Regions from separate parts of the Homo sapiens genome. Here region 2 is linked to region 1. A link is an interaction called in ENCODE POLR2A ChIA-PET data of the cell type or tissue named here. Cell type or tissue: OCI-LY7. All regions are shown on one strand. Each heading gives the region's core, and the rest is flanking DNA. Links, peaks and the distances in the headings are about the cores only.

Region 1 (5,835 bases), core at 709-5,708:
AATGGGAATATAGTCATGTCAGCCCAGGAAAAACAAAACCAGCAGAAGAACCACCTAGCCAACCCACGAAATTGTGAGAAATAATAAATTGTTGTTTTAAACCACTCCATTTCCAAGGTGGTTCGTTACCGAGAAATAGATAACTGAAACACTTCTCCCTTATCTTCTATACTTGATTTGTAAAAGCAAGTATGAGCCCTCTTCCATGTGACAAGCTTCAAATGGCTGAAGACAGATCTCTCCCTCCTGGGTCTTCTCCAAGCTGAACACCTTTCATTCTTCAATAGATTTTTACTATTGAAAAATTTCTCCAAAGGTGCTCTGGTTTACCCTTCTCTTTTACAAGCACAGGGCTCAGCATAGTAACATACTCATCATGTTCCAGCACGGTGACCCTTAGGGACACTGTAATTCCACTGCTCCAGATGCTCTGCTTCTTCCAGGAGCCCAAGCCAGGGTCCACGTGGCCTTTCTGACATCCTCATTGTGCAGTGGTTCATATTGCATGAAGGGCCATAAATCCAAGGCCTTTTCTCATGAACTGCGTGAAGTCACATCTTTCAAATCCTGCACATAAAAACTTTACCATTTAAACCTACACGTGCTAAGTGCTAAGTGCGATGGTGCGCCTATAATCCCAACACTTTGGGAGGCCATGGCAGGAGAATTGCTTGAGCCTAGGAGTTCAAGACAAGCCCTGGCAACATAGCAAGACCTCATCTCTACAAAAAATTTAAAAATTAGCCACACATGGTGGCATGTGCCTGTGGTCCCTGCTACTCCGGAAGCTGAGGTGGGAAGATCACTTGAGCCTGGGAGATGCAGGCTGCAGTGAGCCATTGTCACACCACTGCATTCCAGCCTGAGCAATAGAATGAGACCCTGCCTCAAAACAAAAAAACAAGCGAACAAACAAACAAGTGAGTTCCCACTAAATTGATCATAATGGTTAGGAACTTTCTAAGCCAAAATTCTAAATATAGCAATGTTTTCTCCTAACTTTCCTGATCACACTCTTCTAGCAAAATCTGTTCCTTCCAGCTGTTGCCACTTTTCCTCCATTGTCTCCTAGCCCACCATATTAGTCTCCTCAGTCTGCCATAAAAAGTACCACAGACTGGGTGGCTTAAACAGCAAACATTTATTGTCTCACAGTTCTGAAGGCTGCAAGTTCCAGGTCGAGGTGCCAGCACATTCAATTTCTGGTGAGGACTCTCTTCCCGGCTTGCAGACAGCCACCTTCTCTCTGTGTCTTCACATGGCCTTTCCTTCACATGCATAGGTGGCAGTGGGAGCAGCACGCAAAGCCCTCATCTCCAAATATCATCACGTGGAAATCAGGGCTTCAACCCATAAATTCTGGGGGATACAATTTTCAATCCATAATACCTACTATAATCAGCCTTTCAATTGGACCACTCAACTGAAACTGCCATCAATGACCTCCCATGATGACATGAGAGAATGACAGAATGACAGAGTTGGTCATTCCCTCCTCCTGGGTCAAGGTTGCAGACAACAGAAGGGTATGGATTCCACAGATGTGATTCATTGGGGACCATTAGTGTAAAATCTACCATTGAGAGATTTCAACTCAATGTGAGAGAGAACTCTTGCTTTCTTTCATTGTCTTCAGAGGAAGCCCCCTCTCGGTTTCCTCCTGTTCCATTGGCCATTCCTTCCCACTCTTTGCTGGGTCCTTGGACTTCCTCCCTTCTTTACCTACCCCCACTCTCTAAAGTCATCTGAACAGCTTCCAACATGATTTCTCAAGTCCTAACTTCTCCCCAGAATTTCAGACTCATAGATCAAATTGCCTACTAAATATCCTCATAGCACAATGAATGGACTCATTTAAACCTATTTAAATAGAACTCTTGGTTTTCCACCACGCCCCCCCCAGACTACTCCCCATCTCAATAAATAACGGCTCTATTCCCAATGTTCCTGATTGCTTAGTCCAGAATTCTTAGAATCACTGACCCCCCTGTCCATTCCGTATCTGATTCTATAACAGATTCTTGCAACTCTACCTGCAAAGTATCACCAGAATCCTACTATTTTCACTATCTCTATCACTCAGCTAGTCTAAAACACCACAGTCCTAATCTAGATTATTAGAATAACTGCCTAACTGGTCTCTCAGCTTTTGCCCTTGACCCTCACTGTAGCCTCCTCTGCAGGTGGCAGCCAGAGTCATCACATGAGACACAGTCGATCACCCCTCTCAAAACCGGCCAGTGGCATCCTATGTCACTCAGAGTAAAATCCCAAATCATGACCATGGCCAGAACGCTCTGCACGATCTAGCTTTAGCTGCCTCCCTGCCCTCACCTCCCATCATTCTTGCCCTCACTCACTCCACCCCAGCCACACATGGCTTCCTTGCTGCTGCACAAATATTCCCAGCATACTCCTGTCTCAGAGACTTTGCATCTGCTGTTCTCACTGCCCGAAAACACCCATCTCCTGAATCTCAGTAGATGCTCCCCTTCATTTTATATAGGTGTCCTCTCACAGACCACCTTCTTGGAGAGGCCACCTTTCTGCAGTCAGGTTGGCTCTCCATAACACTTACCCCTCCGGACACATGGGTCTGTCTCCCCCACTAGCATACAAGCTTTCTATTTGTTTCCTTCCCTGCTGCATGCCCAGTGCTAGAACCAAGCCCAGCTCAGCCTAGGTGTTCAACATTAGTTGAATAAATAAGTTCATTATCCCTCTTAGCCTTGGCCCATCTGCAAATTGATCATGCATGTCAATGATATGTGTCCAAGAAACTGATGTTTTCATGTGGTCAAAAGATACAATCAAAAATAAACTCTGTGTTAGGAGCAGTGGTGAACACAGCCTTAGAGATAAATAATCCTAGGTGCAGACTGTGGAGCACCCTAAATGACCAGCCAGAATCTGAATTTTCTCCCCACAAAGACAACAGCCATTAAAGCTTTCTGTTTGTAAAATGATAGGAACTGTCTCATAAATAACTTTCATTGGGAACATTTTTAAAAAATATTACTTAGATCAATTTGGAAGCAACTTGACATTTTCTTTTTTCATTAATTGGCTTTGAGAACATGTTGACAAGTATGGTTCATTTTGAATGGTCCCAAGTAATTCTCTGGACCAGGGCCGGGACCACCAGGTCACTTGCAAACAAATGCACGTGGCTGTGAATAAATAGATTTATGCATCTGGGTCTTCTGACCACGTTTTATACCCATAGCACATGAATTTCTTATGTAACACCTGTGCACAACTATATATAGCATACACAGAATCTTGTTTTCATATCTTACGTATAGGCTCTTGCCAGAACTTTCTTCCAAGCAAGGGAGTCTGAGAAAAAAAAGCCGAAGGAACAGAGTAGAAGAGGATGAACCAATCTGGCATCAGCTTGGCCACGCAAACACCAAACTGTGATGAACTCACATGTGTACAAATACCCTGGCCCAACAGCTGCTTGCATTGACAGCTCCGTGGCAGCGGAGTGGCCGAGAGAATAGAAATCTTTTCAGCAGGAACAGGCTTGTGGTTGAAGAGTAAAGGGAGCAGTTGAGGCCATTCCGAGGATTTGTTCATGAATTTCAAGTGGATTACACTCCCCTCCAGCCATTGCAGACAGCAGCAGACAGGGTCTGCAAGGGGCTTCAGAGAAAAATGCAGAGAGCCCGCCCTGCACAGGAGACCTGCAGACCCCAGTGCTCAGGAACTGAAACCAAAATTGTTTCCTTACTGTAGCCAGGAAGTGTTGTTTACATGTAGTTTTTGCCTAATTAAATTGTACCTGTCTTTGCCTCTAATTTTCTTACCTCCTTTCCAAAGCATCAGCTAATCTTTTATCTCATGATTCAATCTCACTCTCCCTCCCTTCTCTCCCTCTCTCCACACACTCTCTTTCTTCCCCCTCTTCCCTTCTCTCCACTCCCTCCCACTTTCCCTCTCTCTTCTTCAGCTCCCTGGTTTCTCTGGGTAAGTCCCACGCTGACCTCCCCTCCCCTCATTTATCCATAGCTTATGCCGGAGCACAGATCTCTCTGCCCACTCCAGCAATTTCTTCCTATGCTACTGATGCATAAACACATGACTTACCACGTAAACAGTTTCTACGGAGGCTAACCACTCTGTTGATGTGCAGGCTGCAACAGCTGAGAAACCTTATGAATACTTACATACAAATAATGCACATCAGTGCTGACAAACACACAGGGGCCCAGAGGAAGGGAGCAGGTGGGCTTTAAGTTGGGCCTTGTAGACAGACTGCGAGGCACAGAGAAGCTGTTTCTTGGCCGCGGCATGCTTGCATGAGCTATATGGGGTCTTGGCGCTGGGTCTCTCCTCTGGAAGCCGTAGTGAGGCTGGAGGCTACGGGAGGATTTCTGGGAATGCGCTCAGATCTCCATGTAACTCCCAATATTTGTTCCTGTTCCCCTCCCATCAGAAAAGACCTCTAGGAGCAGCACGAGGCCAAAGGGGACAGGCAATGGGTCTGGAGCCTGCACATTTCAGGGGTTGCCATAGCAACCCCCTTCCCACACATCCCCCTGCCTCCTCACCAAATGTTTGTCTCAGAGGCACTTCCGAGGGATGGAGGTAAGCCCTCGGACCCTGCCTGGCCCCAGAATCCTGCCTACCATCCCTGCCCACACCAGTCCGGGCACAGCCAGGACCTGCCAAGAGGAAGGAGAGCACAAAGCTTCAGTTCCAGGCAGAGCTCATGAAATCAACTGGGATTTCCCCAGCTTCGCCGGCCTGAGCAATCTAAGCGGCACTGGGGAAAGGTCATGATATGAGGGATCTGTGATTTCGGGAATCTGGAAGGAACAGAAAGAGATAAAACCTACGCATTTTCCAACCTCTGCATTTTAAAGATAAAGAAACTGAGGCCCAGAAAAAAGAAGTAGGGGCAGAACACGAACAAAAACCTTATTTGTCCACAGTCTATTTTGGTTCTTAACTTTAAATAATTTATTTAAAAAGCTCAGTTACAGACTTTTTTTAAACTAAAGGGAATAGACTTAACTAGCTTTTTGGAGAGTACCAGGGGGTATGAACGCTAAATAGTTGCTAAAAAGACATCTGAACAGAGACTGTCCTTGATCTCTTCCTAGGCCAAAATTTAGGCTTCTAGGGGACCATTCGGGATTTTTTTTTTTTTAATTCCAGGTCACTGTTATATTACAGCCTATGTGAACTGGGAAAACTAATTTTCTCACCATCAGTGTATCTTTAAAATCACTGGTCAAGGAATAATAATCCTTTTATATTGGTAAAATTTGTTTTAATTATTCATACATTTCAGGGTGAAAACATTATTCTTCTAATTTCAACCCTTGGGCCCAAATATAGTTCCCCTGAGAATGAGTCATCTATGACATTATAGGTGATGAATGGATAACAGAAATTTGCCCCCTTCCCTCTCCAATCATGGGGCAGCTGAACTACAGAACTTATCTTCCTGGAAGAAGGCATTTTCCCAAGTGGAATACAAGTTATGGGGGAATGAGGGGAGTCTTCAGGTTCATGGATGTAACATTTTCCATGCTGTGTTCTTCCTCACTCGTAAAAGTTTGATTTTTAGCATTTGGCATTAAAAAAATCAATCCTGCCTAATGATACCCCTCATTCCTAATCTTTCTTTCCTTTCTTTGGTGAAAATCTTTGTGGAGTATCAGTTCACATTTTTCATTAGCATTTCTTCTGGGTTTCCTTAGATTTTACAAGTGGTTAAGCAATTAGCATACTTCTTAAACCTTTAAGCAAATAAATGCTTAGAATAACACAATGTGTAGTCACTACCACAGTGACAATGAAGCCAACTATATTATTTTCATC
Region 2 (5,835 bases), core at 266-5,265, 210 kb after region 1:
CAGTATTATCATACACACAGAGAGCATATGTACAGTTAGAGATGGAGCTTGGAAGTGGTGATGTGCAAGATGGAGAGACACAGTTAAAATATGCTGCATTCTAAAGGAGGATGTTATTTAGAACTTGTTCTTTTTGATGCCTCCAGGGTTGAAACTGAGCCACTCTCTTAATAATATATTGAGTTCATCAAGGAGGTAAAAAGTAATAATCAGTTTGAAGCACCAATACATTCTTCTATCACCTGTGCATGACAGGGAATGATGGGAAACTTTCTAATGATGCCACTGTCCATATGCTTAAAATTCAACATGGAGCAAGGAGGTGTTTAGAAAGGAGAAAAACAACGTCAGAAATTAGCAAAACAGAAGATCTAATGGTCACATTAAAAATTAACAAATGGGGCCAGGCATGGTGGCTCATGCCTGTAATCCTAGCACTTTGGGAAGCCAAGGCATGCAGAACACTGAGGTCAGGAGTTCAAGACCAGCCTGGCCAACATGGTGAAACCCCATCTCTACTAAAAATACAAAAAATTCACCAGGTATGGTGGCATGCATCCATAGTCCCAGCTACTCAGGAGGCAGCACAAGAATTGCTTGAACACCAGAAGCGGAGGTAGCAGTGAGCAAATATGGTGCCACTGCACTCCAGCCTGTGTGACAGACTCTATCGCCAAAACAAAAAACAAACAAAAAAAGGGGCTCAGGATGCAGCATCTCACACCTGTCATCCCAGCACTTTGGGAGGCCTAGAAAGGAGGCTCGATTGAGCCCACGAGTTCAAAATCAGCCTAGACATCATAGTGAGACCTCATCTCTACAAAAGATAAAAAATAAATTAGCCAGGTGTGGTAGTACACACCTGTAATCCCAGCTGTTTGGGAGGCTGAAGCAGGAGGATCACTTGAGCCCAGGAGGTCGAGGCTACAGTGAGCTATGATTGCACCACTGTACTCCAGCCTGGGTAACAGAGAAAGACCCTGTCCCACAAATATATTAAGTTTTAATGAGTTGAAGAAAGAAATGGAAAATAAGCAACCATTCGAAAAGATGAATCTTTGTTTAAGCTTAGAGACAGCAAAGGGGTTTCATCCACTATGATACAAAAATTTGGGTCACTTAATTATTTTTTCCCACCGGTTCTTTATTTTTCCCCAGTTTTACTGGGGTGTAACTGACAAGTAAAAATTACATATGTTTTAGGTATGCAGCATGATGACTTTATATATACATATACAATATAAAATGACTACCACAATCAAGTTAATTAACACATCTATCATCTCACACCTGTGCGTGTGCTCGCACACAATGCATGCGTGCGGTTAAGAACATTTAAGATCCATTCCCTTGGCAAATTTCAAGTATACAATAGAGTATTATTAAAAATACTGTAGAACTATAGTTACAATGCTGTACCTTCGATCCACAGAACTTATTCATCTATCTTATAACTGAAACTTTGTACCCTTTAACCAAATCTCCCCACTTCTCCCAGTCCCCTGCCTCTGGCAACCACCTTTCTATTCTTTGCTTCTGTGAGTTCAACTTTTCTAGATTCCACATATAAGTGAGAACATACAGTGTTTGTTTTTCTGTATCTCATTTATTTCACTTAGCATAATGCCCTCCAGGTTCACACTCACCATGTTGCCAATTTAAGTTTATTTTCCTAACAAAGCTCTGAGTCTTCATTCTAAGCCAACAAACACGTATTAGCAGAAAGATCCCATGCTCCCATTTCCAAGAAAAGGATCCCTCTCTCATGTTGACACTTTCAATTCAGTGACTGTCTAAAAGCATTTATGCCCGGCCTGTGACTAAACCACTTTTACTAATCAGAATAAGTAATCAATAACAAAATTCCAATTTAGCCAAGAAAATAGAGGCTTTCAACTTTAACAGTTTTTCTTTTTCTAAAATGGACTTTTTTAATAACCAAAGAAAATTAAAATAAATGTGACTCTTGGAATTGGTAACCTATTCATAAAACAAAATTACTTTATAAAAACTCAATTTATACGTATATAGAACTTCGAATTCTGTAAGAACTCCTATATTTAGATATTTATTCATCAAGGTAAGAGACTTGAAAGAGAACTACATTAACGACCTTGTCCTCATTTTAAAAAGACGGAAACAAAGGGCATAAAGAAAAGGAAGCAATTTGCCTAAAATTACATGGAGTTGTACCTGGACGGGAAGGGCAGAGGGACAGAGAGAAGGCTATTTCAGATGAAATTATTGTTCAAAAATTGTCAAAAAATAGGAAGAGTTTATTCTCTAACAGTTTTTAATGATGCAAGTTGGATGCCTGCTGCATTTTGAAGATACGGGATCTATACAGATGCTGAAAGCATTTTTAGTTCATGAAAAGAAAATTTCCAAAACAATGGTTTTTCCTCAATTCACCCACAATATAGAATATTAATCTATAGGTCTGAATGAAATTCTTCACCTCTTTTTTGCCCATTCCACTTTCTTCTTACTAAAACTCTAGCAATGACAGCAGTAACTCATAAATTGAAGTTAAAAGTATTCATCTTAATACTACTGTTTGCAAATTATGTTTAATATGGAATTTTAAGACACATCAACTATAATAGTTGCCAATATATGATCCTAGAATACATCCTGTATCCAGAGGAACAGTTGCTATAAAGAATATTATTGAGAAAATTGACAAAATTGAAACCTGGGCTAAATATTACAATAGTCATCAATGTTAAATTTATTGATTTTGACAACTATACTTGATTATGTAAGAAACACTGATTTCTAAGAGGCAGAAGTATTAAGAGGTAAATGAGCATGTCTTCTACCCATGCTCAATTGATCCCCTCCCCCAAATAAAAAAAAAAATATATATATATATAATATATGTAGGCAGAAATAGAATGATAAAGTGTGGTAAATGCCTAAAAACAGATGAATCAGAGTCAAGCTCTTTGTACTATTCTTACAACTTTACCGTAAGCTAAAAATATTTCAAAGTAAAAAGTTTAAGAAAGGAATTTTAAAATTGTAATTTTTTTTTTTTTTTTTTTTTTTTTTTTGCCAGGCACTGTGGCTCACGCCTATAATCCCAGCACTTTGGGAGGCCAAGGCGGGCGGATCACGAGGTCGGGAGATCGAGACCATCCTGGCTAACACGGTGAAACTCCGTCTCTACTAAAAATACAAAAAAATTAGCCAGGCATGGTAATGGGCGCCTGTAGTCCCAGCTACTCGCGAGGCTGAGGCAGAATGGAGTGAACCCAGGAGGTGGAGCTTGCAGTGAGCGGAGACTGCACCACTGCATTCCAGCCTGGGCGATACAGTGAGACTCCATCTCAAAAAAAAAAAAAAATTGTAATTTCCTAGTGTCTCTACCTTTACCCTATGCAACACAAACGATTATACACACACACACACACACATAATCTAGCAATGTTAATACTCAGTTGTTAGTTTTTGCAATAGTAGACATACAGTAAAATCAGTTACCAGCTCTTTCCTATCATTCTATCAGAGCTATGAGAAAAGAGCTTATTTTTTGGAAATAAACTAATTTTTAATACATTAGTTAACCTGCTGTTGAGATAATTATTCTTGGAAGTGGAAAGTATAATTGAAAAATACATTAACAATTATACAACTACATCCCCAATTTTTTGTTTCCTTTTTTGTTTGTTTAAACTTAACAAATCTCCAAAATGGTCAATGGCATAGTTTTTCAAACTCTATTCAGAGCTTGGCTTTACAAACAAACTGTAGAATATCTTCCTTTAAATTTCTCATAAAATTCAATGAAAATACAAAAGTGACTGAATTCACTACGAGTAGACACTGCTAATGTATATCACGGTTATTCCTAAAAATACTCTATTGCAGCAAGCCCACCTCTACTCTCAACAAGCATTCTCCCAGATTAATGCTTCTTTATTATTCAAAGTGACAAAAATAATTGAATCATCTCTTACCTCCCGCACAAATGAAGACTTTATGTTAGACATAAAAAAGAGTAGGCCGGGCACAGTGGCTCATGCCTGTAATCCCAGCACTTTGGGAGGCCGAGGCGGGCAGATCACAAGGTCAGGAGTTCAAGACTAGCCTGACCAACATGGTGAAACCCCGTCTCTACTAAAAATACAAAAATTAGCCGGGCATGGAGGCGTGCACCTGTAATCCCAGTTAATCAGGAGGCTGAGGCAGGAGAATCACTTGAACCCGGGAGGCGGAAGGTTGCAGTGAGCCAAGATCACGCCACTGCACTCCAGCCTAGACAACAGGGTGAGACTCAGTCTCAAAAGAAAAAGAGAAAGTTTCTGCCTTTATATACTAGTATTCCTTTGAGGCCAAGGGAATGGATAATTGCTACAAACCAGGTCCTTTTGTGTCTATATCAACCACTTCTCCCAAAGTATGACAGGCCATGGCAAACTTTCTTTAAATAAGAAAATTCAAAAATGACTTGACGAAAGTGTACAAATAGCACTTCCTTTGACCAGTATCTTTTGCAATACAGGGATTCACATAAGAGAATGTTTTTAAATACTGAAATTTACAGTTTGACATGCCAGAACTTTTTAAATGCAAAATGGTTTCTATGGAAATGGTAGTGCTAATATTTCTCACCCACGCTGGTAAACAAATTATTCTCAATCCCTGATAGCATTATGATTGTGCATACATTATTTCACTAAGCAAGAACACACAAGGCCTATTCGAGTAGTTACGGCTGCCTGCCTCTATGCTAAGTAGGCTCATAATGCTATGGGTTTTATGTGTGTGTGTGTGTGTGTGTGTGTGTTTTACTTCCTGTGAGTGTGCATCACATGCATGGCGATTAGTTGCCCTTTCTACTCTTAGCTGCAGTAATTTCTGCTTTGACCACGTGCCTAAAAGTCCATTTCCCTTTCTAATGTAATAAATCAAATCCATTACACGTTAAAAACAAAGAACAACAACAAAACTAAATTTGCTAAATTGTGCCCAAAATAAGATCACCTCGGCACAGAAGATCAGAGTTGTAACCCTGGCTCTATCTCTGTGCAACATTTAGTTTCACAGTCTCTTTGAATGTTTGCTTTATCATCTCTAATAGGAATCAATGATAGATGTCCTGCCCATATCAAACACCCAAGAAGATAGTACAGTTGAAGGCTCTTAGTTAAATGAAAAAAAAAAAAAACTAAATCTAAAAACAAATATTGCTTTTACTGTGATGCTGCTTATCAGCAAAGCTCATAAGCTTCAAGACACTAACTAGAATCACTTTGTGATGCCTTTGGGGCTCAGAGCTATGGTTCCAGGCAATGAGTTACCTGTGTTCCTGAGAGTCAAATATGTAACCTATGGATAGGTAAGATAGGATTTAAAATATGTGCATACACTGGGCTAAAGAAACTGTAAATGGATGAAGTTTAATTTCTAAGCAGAAAATGTATATGAGTAGGTTTTATCATCTCCAATAAAATTGGCCCATGACAGTGACTAGTGTTATTTCTTATCAAGAAAATATTAAAAACAAATCTGGAATTAAATTTACAGTCAGTGTTTGAAACAGGCAGAGGGTAAGTATGGAACTTTGTAATCATTTGTCATAAAAGATGGAAGAAGGGGGAAAAGCTAGCTAGAAAACTCTAAATGCTTTATCTAATCAACAAATTTCTATGACAATGAAGACATTTGATAAGTTTACCACAAGTAATCATAAATTATTGGTGCTGATCATTCCACTGTATTTTTTTCAAAATAGCATGGTGCTATCTGTGTAAATCATATTCTGCCTGCAGCAATGTAGCTTACCTCGAATTATTTCAGAATCATCTAAAATGACTCATTTTTCTATTA

The links. ChIA-PET counts read pairs that join two places held together with the same protein. Peaks named below come from ENCODE experiments on the same cell type or tissue, not always from the same donor. Only the 100,000 strongest peaks of a DNase experiment are listed, where the experiment ranks them.
Region 2: POLR2A ChIA-PET joins it to region 1 with 13 read pairs; 2 of 35 experiments call an interaction of 5 or more read pairs at or near these places.

The regions. Positions count from the first base shown.
Region 1 is chr7:132,746,825-132,752,659 of GRCh38, forward strand. No RefSeq gene overlaps it. Among named protein-coding and RNA genes, the nearest start is that of FLJ40288, 100 kb to the left of the region's middle. RefSeq lists an enhancer at 3,876-4,506. In OCI-LY7, for the core only: no CTCF peak of the experiment used is centred there; DNase peaks (open chromatin) are centred at 3,237 and 3,457; H3K4me3 peaks cover 1,589 bases; H3K27ac peaks cover 1,363 bases.
Region 2 is chr7:132,960,295-132,966,129 of GRCh38, forward strand. The region is part of intron 4 of CHCHD3 (coiled-coil-helix-coiled-coil-helix domain containing 3); the gene reads right to left. Among named protein-coding and RNA genes, the nearest start is that of MIR3654, 72 kb to the right of the region's middle. RefSeq lists a silencer at 5,175-5,469. In OCI-LY7, for the core only: no CTCF peak of the experiment used is centred there; no DNase peak of the experiment used is centred there.